Regions from separate parts of the Mus musculus genome. Here region 1 is linked to region 2. Evidence: chromatin loops called from intact Hi-C (ENCODE). Cell type or tissue: heart. All regions are shown on one strand. Links, peaks and the distances in the headings refer to the core of each region. The heading gives the core; the rest is flanking DNA. Region 1 has its middle 14 kb from the start of Nnmt. Region 2 holds the start of Usp28 (ubiquitin specific peptidase 28).

Region 1 (2,903 bases), core at 108-2,607, 370 kb after region 2:
TGAGTACAGGGTCTATATACCTGGCGCTGAGCCCAAGCCTCATTCTGCAGAAGAACTCCTTGGACAGGAATTGCTTCTGGAACTCAGGTGTGCTGGCTCACGCCTGCAAGCCCACCCCTGAGGAAGCCGAGAGAGGAGGATTTCCATGATTTTAAAGCCTGTTCCTGGGCTACACGACAAATACCAGACCAACCTGGGTTATGGTGTCAGTGTCCAAAGACGGCAGGGAGGGGCCCTAGAGAAATGGCTCAGCAGTTGAGAGTGTTTTCTGTTCTTGTGGATGACCTGGGTTCAGACACCCACATTAAACAGCTCATGACTACCTGTAACTCCAGTTCCAGAGGACCTAATACCACCTTCTGGCCTCTACAGATACCGGGTACACATGTAGTGCAAATAAACTCATGAAAACACACACACACACATACACACACACACACACACACACACACACACACACACAGAGAGAGAGAGAGAGAGAGAGAGAGAGAGAGAGAAAGAGAGAGAGAGAGAGAGAGAAAGAGAGAGAGAGAGAGAGAAATTTTGAAAAGAAAAAAATGCTTCTCTAGGCAGGATCTATAGGCAGAATGGAGCTGCTCACAGGATGGACCAGTCTGAGGCTCCCACAGAGAAGTTGCCTTTTAACTTGTCAGCCTTCCCTTCTTCCCCTCAGGTCACCCCTTGAATATCTGTCTCTAATTGTGAATACTGGCCTGTAAGGGGCTTTTTCTTCTGGTCATAACAGAATGCTGCCTGGATGTTGCCCTGTAGCCATGACAACCAGAGCAGTATAATACAGAAGTAGCCAGATCTCTGGGGGGATGATCATGGCACCACCTCCTAGGGAGGGTCAGAAGATGCTCCCCTGTATTTCAGCCCTCACTCCCTTCCCTAGCCCCAAGGGAACTTGGGGGATGCTAAAGAATATGGAAGTGAAAGGTTGATCAAAGGCAGGACTCCACGATGCAGCCTCCATGAGGTCAATACCCATGATGGGTTGGGTCTTTTGTGGTGATATGTCTGTTTGGAGCCACCTACTCTCCTGTAAGTAACCCATTACCTGTGCTCTGCAGGAAAGGCCAAAACAAACAAACAACCAAACAACCAAACCAAATCAAATCAAATCAAACCAAACAAACAACCCCCCCCCCCAAAAAAAAAGAAAAAAAAGAAAGAAAACCCAACAACACTGAGCTCACCAAGCTGGATTTTGGGAAATCATATTTTGACCTTGCGCTGGTGCCTTTCTGGAGTGCCTGGACATGGGTTTACATTTTTCCAGGAAAAGCTATTAAGACACAAAGCCCTTGGGAGGCTACAGGATGACTCTCAGACCAGTGGGATCAGATCGGGAGTTTTCTTGGTTTTTCTTTCTTTGGGCACAAGGGGGCAGCAGAGCTCTGAATTTAGCAGGCTTCAGGATCAACATGGCCAGGAAGAGTCTTCCTCCCCGCTTCCTTTGCCAGACCACTCACTCCTTGCTTAATGCCTCTTGTCCTCCTAGATCCCAAGCCCTGAATGGGATAATCAGGAAGAGGAAGGGTGCAGGCAGCACAGAAATGCGCCCTTCACTCCAGCATGCGCAGTAGTGACTTCCCCTGCCTCCACAGCGGGGGCCCAGGACACTTCATCTCCCTCTGGGAGGGACGAGATACCAGAGCACAGTCACACCAGATGACCTTTGCAAGAGAAAGTTTTTTCAGCCCTCAAACCTCCCGAAGACCAGAGATTTGGGGCAAGCCAAGCCCAGTGGGCAAGGCATACCCAGGCCATTCTATTCTGCAATCATTAAGGCCAGAGCAAGTATGCTGTCCTTTGTGAGGGATGGAAAGCCTAGTGGTGGCTGGTGATGGGAGGGTTCAGGCAAGGAGCCAGGCAGTGTGAGCAAGAGCTTAAAGTCAAGAAACCATGTGGGCGCTGAGAGAGTTCCAGTTCAAAGAGGCAAGCCCTTAGTGTTGCAACCAAGAATAGACTCGTGCCCCCACGAGCTGGCTAAGCGCCTCTTTGGCCAGTTGAAAGCGCTTTCCAAACAACTTGGTACATTTCCATGCGTGCTTTTGGAAAGCTGACTCTGCAGGCAAGGGGCAGCAGGGATTGGAGGCAGGGAAGGAGAATTGGAGGCCAGGAAATGGATTTTAAAGCGGTCTTTTTCCTTGCGTGGGTGGTGGATCCATTTCTCTGTGCCCAGATAAGCATTTCTTCTGCAAACTGTGAACCAATAGACCAACACTGATGAAGGTGGCTGAACTGATTAGACATGCCTGTACCTCACCCAAACTTAACACGGTTTTTAGAAGCAAAAACTGCAATCGGAAAAAAAAATGCTTAATTAGGGTCCATCAAAATTAGGTTTCTGATGGAGTCAATCTGAGTAGGCAGACAGGCCAAAGGAAATTCTTGCAACAGATACAAACCAGTGGCCGATCCTGGCTAGAAGAGACAGAGAAGGTTTGCAGTTCCAGCAACAACAAGATAAGCAAAGACCAAAAGGACTGAAGGTGTGGCTGGGAAGTTAACAGAGGAGATTTCCACAGCAAGTGAGAATGGATTTTTGGCAGAGAGTATTTAACTTTTTCTTTACTTGTGAGAAGGGACTGGAGGGGGGTGGAGGCCAGAGCAGCTCCCAGCCTCCTTGTCCTAAGGGATCAGTGGATGGCCTTGCTTGGGCCAGATTCTGCAACCTTCTGATCCATCCCCATTTTTCTCTCCTTTTCTAATGCCCCAACTCTGGGATCCTGGCTGATCAAAGAGCCATACAAGAGAAGAAATCTGAGTGTCGAATGGCCACAGGCTGCCTCCCAAACCTCCACCCACTCACTGGGGGGGGGGGGGGAGAGAACACAAATGAGCATTTATTTTGTGAAGCCTGTGATCTGTGATCTTCAAGGCTCATCACATTGTTT
Region 2 (2,903 bases), core at 151-2,650:
GAAAAATACAGACCCAATGTCCAAAAGACACTGTTGAGTAATAAACAATTTTTATCTGATCGCCAAAAAAAAAAAAAAAAAAAAATCCACCTACTTTCATTTTACAGGCCAAGACTTAGAGATATCTTTTTCTACATGAATTTTAAAGAGCCTGCTATGTTTTAAACTTGTAGTCTGGGGGTGTAGTGCTTGATTATCTCATGCGATAGGCCCTAGGCTTGATCCTCAGCACCTCAAATTATTAAAATTTAACTATAGAAGACATTAATTATAGAATTTAATTATAGAGTTTTTCTTAGCAGTATCTCAAATTTTTATTCTAAATATTTTATAAATTTTCTCGACTGCAAACTCGGTATTTGAATCCTTGGTATAGGTTTTCCATTTTGTCATTTAAAAAGTGCAGTTCTTGAGGGACGAGGATGTTGTGTTACGTTATAACATTCCAAAGTAAAACTGGATGACAGTCTCAAATTGCCCACTTCCCAAGTTTCTTTAAAAGACATTATGAGCCTTTTGATTTTTTTTCCAAATCAGTGTTACTAAAGGCCCACCATCTAAGCCCTAAGAGCCTTGTAATATTTTTCAACCTTTTTATATTACTAGGAACATAGTAAAGTGCCTTCTATTCATTGTGCTTTTCTCTCCCCTCCTTCAAAACCTACAGTGATCAATGAGATAATTCGGGAAGCTGATTTGTTTCCGAGGGAAAAAAAGAACTGAATGAAAAGCGGGGCGGGAAAAGGGAGGAGTGGGGCTCCGGGTCTTTTTTGCACTTTGTTGATAAACGCCGGCTTTAAGTGAGATAACTTAAGTCTGCGTTAGCCTCAGAGAAGCCACTGCCATAAAACTGATTTGAGAGTCAGAACAAGGCACCGTGGCCGTGCTTTTGGGAAGTTTTTAGCTGCTGGGTCGGGCCCGGTGCACACTTCGGGGTGACCTCGCTGCCTACGATCTCACGTGCAACCCCTCCCGTTAGGGTCCCTAGCACCGGGTCCCACAATCCCGCTCGGAACCTTAGCTGGCTTATACACCCAGGCAACCTCACACAGGCTCGCGGACCCAGCCTCGCAAAGTCCCGGGAAGACCGGGTTGCTCTCGCCCTAGCCCGCAGGCCCCGGCCTCTGTCGGCCCTCGCCCGCTTGGCCCGCCGCGCCCCTCTCAGCCGGAACCCGGGCCCCGCTACCCTCACCCGCCGCTCACCGAGCCATGGCCGTCCGCCGCCCCCGCCGAGTCGTCCTGCTGCAGCTCCGCAGTCATGGCCGTGGTGTCCCTCCGCGTGTAGCCCCACTCTCGTTGTCGTCTTCGCCGCGGTCGCCACCGCCACCACCACCGCCCCCGAAGCCCGGGAGCACCGGGAGGCACCGCCCACACGTCCCGCCCCCGCCCGCGGCGCGCGATGGAAGCCCCGCCCACGCCAGCCCGCTCCCAACACTCCCCACCCACAGCACGCGGCAGAGGCTCCTCCCACGGCGTTCGCTGGATGCCCCACCCCCGCCAGCCGACTCCCACCCATCTTGCGGCTTGCGCCGGAGACCCCGCCTACATGCCCCACCCACACAGCCGAGGTTCCCTCTCCCAAGGCTCCGCCCACGCCAATTTAGAGCCCCGGTGGCCCCGCCCATACACTCTGCTCACGCCCGCAGCGTGCGCCAGAGGCGTCACCCACGCGCCCGCCCCTGGTTTGCGTGAGCCGGAGGCGGGGCGTCTTCGCGTGCTCTGGCCCACGTGACCGCAGCCGGGCACAAACTAAGGGGTCAGCGTCGCCTCGCCAGCTGTTGCTATTTCCGCCTTAGGTGCCCAGGAAGTGGGCGGTGAGGCCTCTGGGTTTCCAAGACTCCTTTTTTACTCCATCCCGCGCTTGCTGAGCCTTGCATCTGCGTCCAGCCTGCCCCCAGCTCCCCATAAGCTTGGTAAGGCTGCTGGGTTCCTTCTGCTGACAGATTTTCCCACCAGACCTCTTAGCCATTTCCTAATCTGGGGACGCGAAGAGAAACGTAGACTGACTCGAGTGGTTTGTATAAAGACAACTGAATGGCCAGGACCTTCACAGAGCTCAGCATCGTGTCTTAATCCTGAACAGTTGCCCCATGTTCCAAATTCCCGTTTTCAGGCCATGTGTGTAATAAGCTGTGTTGACTCTAGCTCATGCACTAAGCCACCTACCACCCCTTTTAATGTTTGGGAAGAGGGTTCTTATTGTTGGTGATATTGGTTTGGGTTTTTTTTGAAACAGGATGTCACGTGGATTGGACTTGCCTCAGACTGTGTAGCCGTGGTTGGCCTTAAATTCTTGGTCCTCTGCCTCCACCTGGTCAAATGATGGTAAGTCTTTACTGCCATGTTAAACTTAACACTTTGAGATGATCTCATTAAGTTCCCCAGGCTGGCTTTGAACTTTCTATACTTCTGCCTTAGTCTCCTATGTGGAATAAATTTGGGACCTGTGTCTATCAGGTCCATCCTTGTCAGGATTCTCTGAAGACAGAACCATTAGACTTGATAAAATTAGAATGGGAGGGCCCTGGAGAGATGCCTCAGTAGTTAAGAGCATTAAAAAGCACTGGCTGCTCTTCCAGAGGTCCTGTGTGTGGGAAGCCACATGTGCCGTTGCAGGGTGGCGCTGGCCACCACGCATAAGTTTGGGTAAACAACCAATGTGTACATATGCAGTAAAGTTTTTCACCAAGTCACTGCCTCGCCCGGGCATGATAATGAGGCTCCATGAGATACTGAGAGAATAACCAATCAGATGGGGGGCATGCAAATGAGGTATGATAATGAGGCTCAGTGAGGTACTGAGAGAGAATAGCCAATCAGATGAGGAACATGCAAATGAGGTGGAAAGCATAACCAATCTGGGTGTGAGACACGCCTCTCCTAGGCCTATATAAGCAGCAACA

The links. Peaks named below come from ENCODE experiments on the same cell type or tissue, not always from the same donor. Only the 100,000 strongest peaks of a DNase experiment are listed, where the experiment ranks them.
Region 1: it touches region 2 in a loop (2.2-fold over the local background); 1 of 42 quality-filtered maps calls a loop at or near these places.

Annotation. Positions count from the first base shown.
Region 1 is chr9:48,617,374-48,620,276 of GRCm38, reverse strand. No RefSeq gene overlaps it. Among named protein-coding and RNA genes, the nearest start is that of Nnmt, 14 kb to the right of the region's middle. In heart, for the core only: a CTCF peak has its summit at 1,381 (motif pointing right); DNase peaks (open chromatin) are centred at 1,556, 1,956 and 2,566; H3K4me3 peaks cover 470 bases; H3K27ac peaks cover 700 bases; H3K27me3 peaks cover 434 bases.
Region 2 is chr9:48,983,838-48,986,740 of GRCm38, reverse strand. Usp28 (ubiquitin specific peptidase 28) reads right to left here and starts at 1,356. Exons shown (of 25, transcript NM_001359739.1): 1 at 1,204-1,356. The coding sequence starts at 1,260. It overlaps Gm51673 (a long non-coding RNA gene), which reads left to right and starts at 1,612. Exons shown (of 3, transcript XR_003948157.1): 1 at 1,612-1,913; 2 at 2,237-2,325. In heart, for the core only: no CTCF peak of the experiment used is centred there; a DNase peak (open chromatin) is centred at 1,560; H3K4me3 peaks cover 2,351 bases; H3K27ac peaks cover 2,500 bases.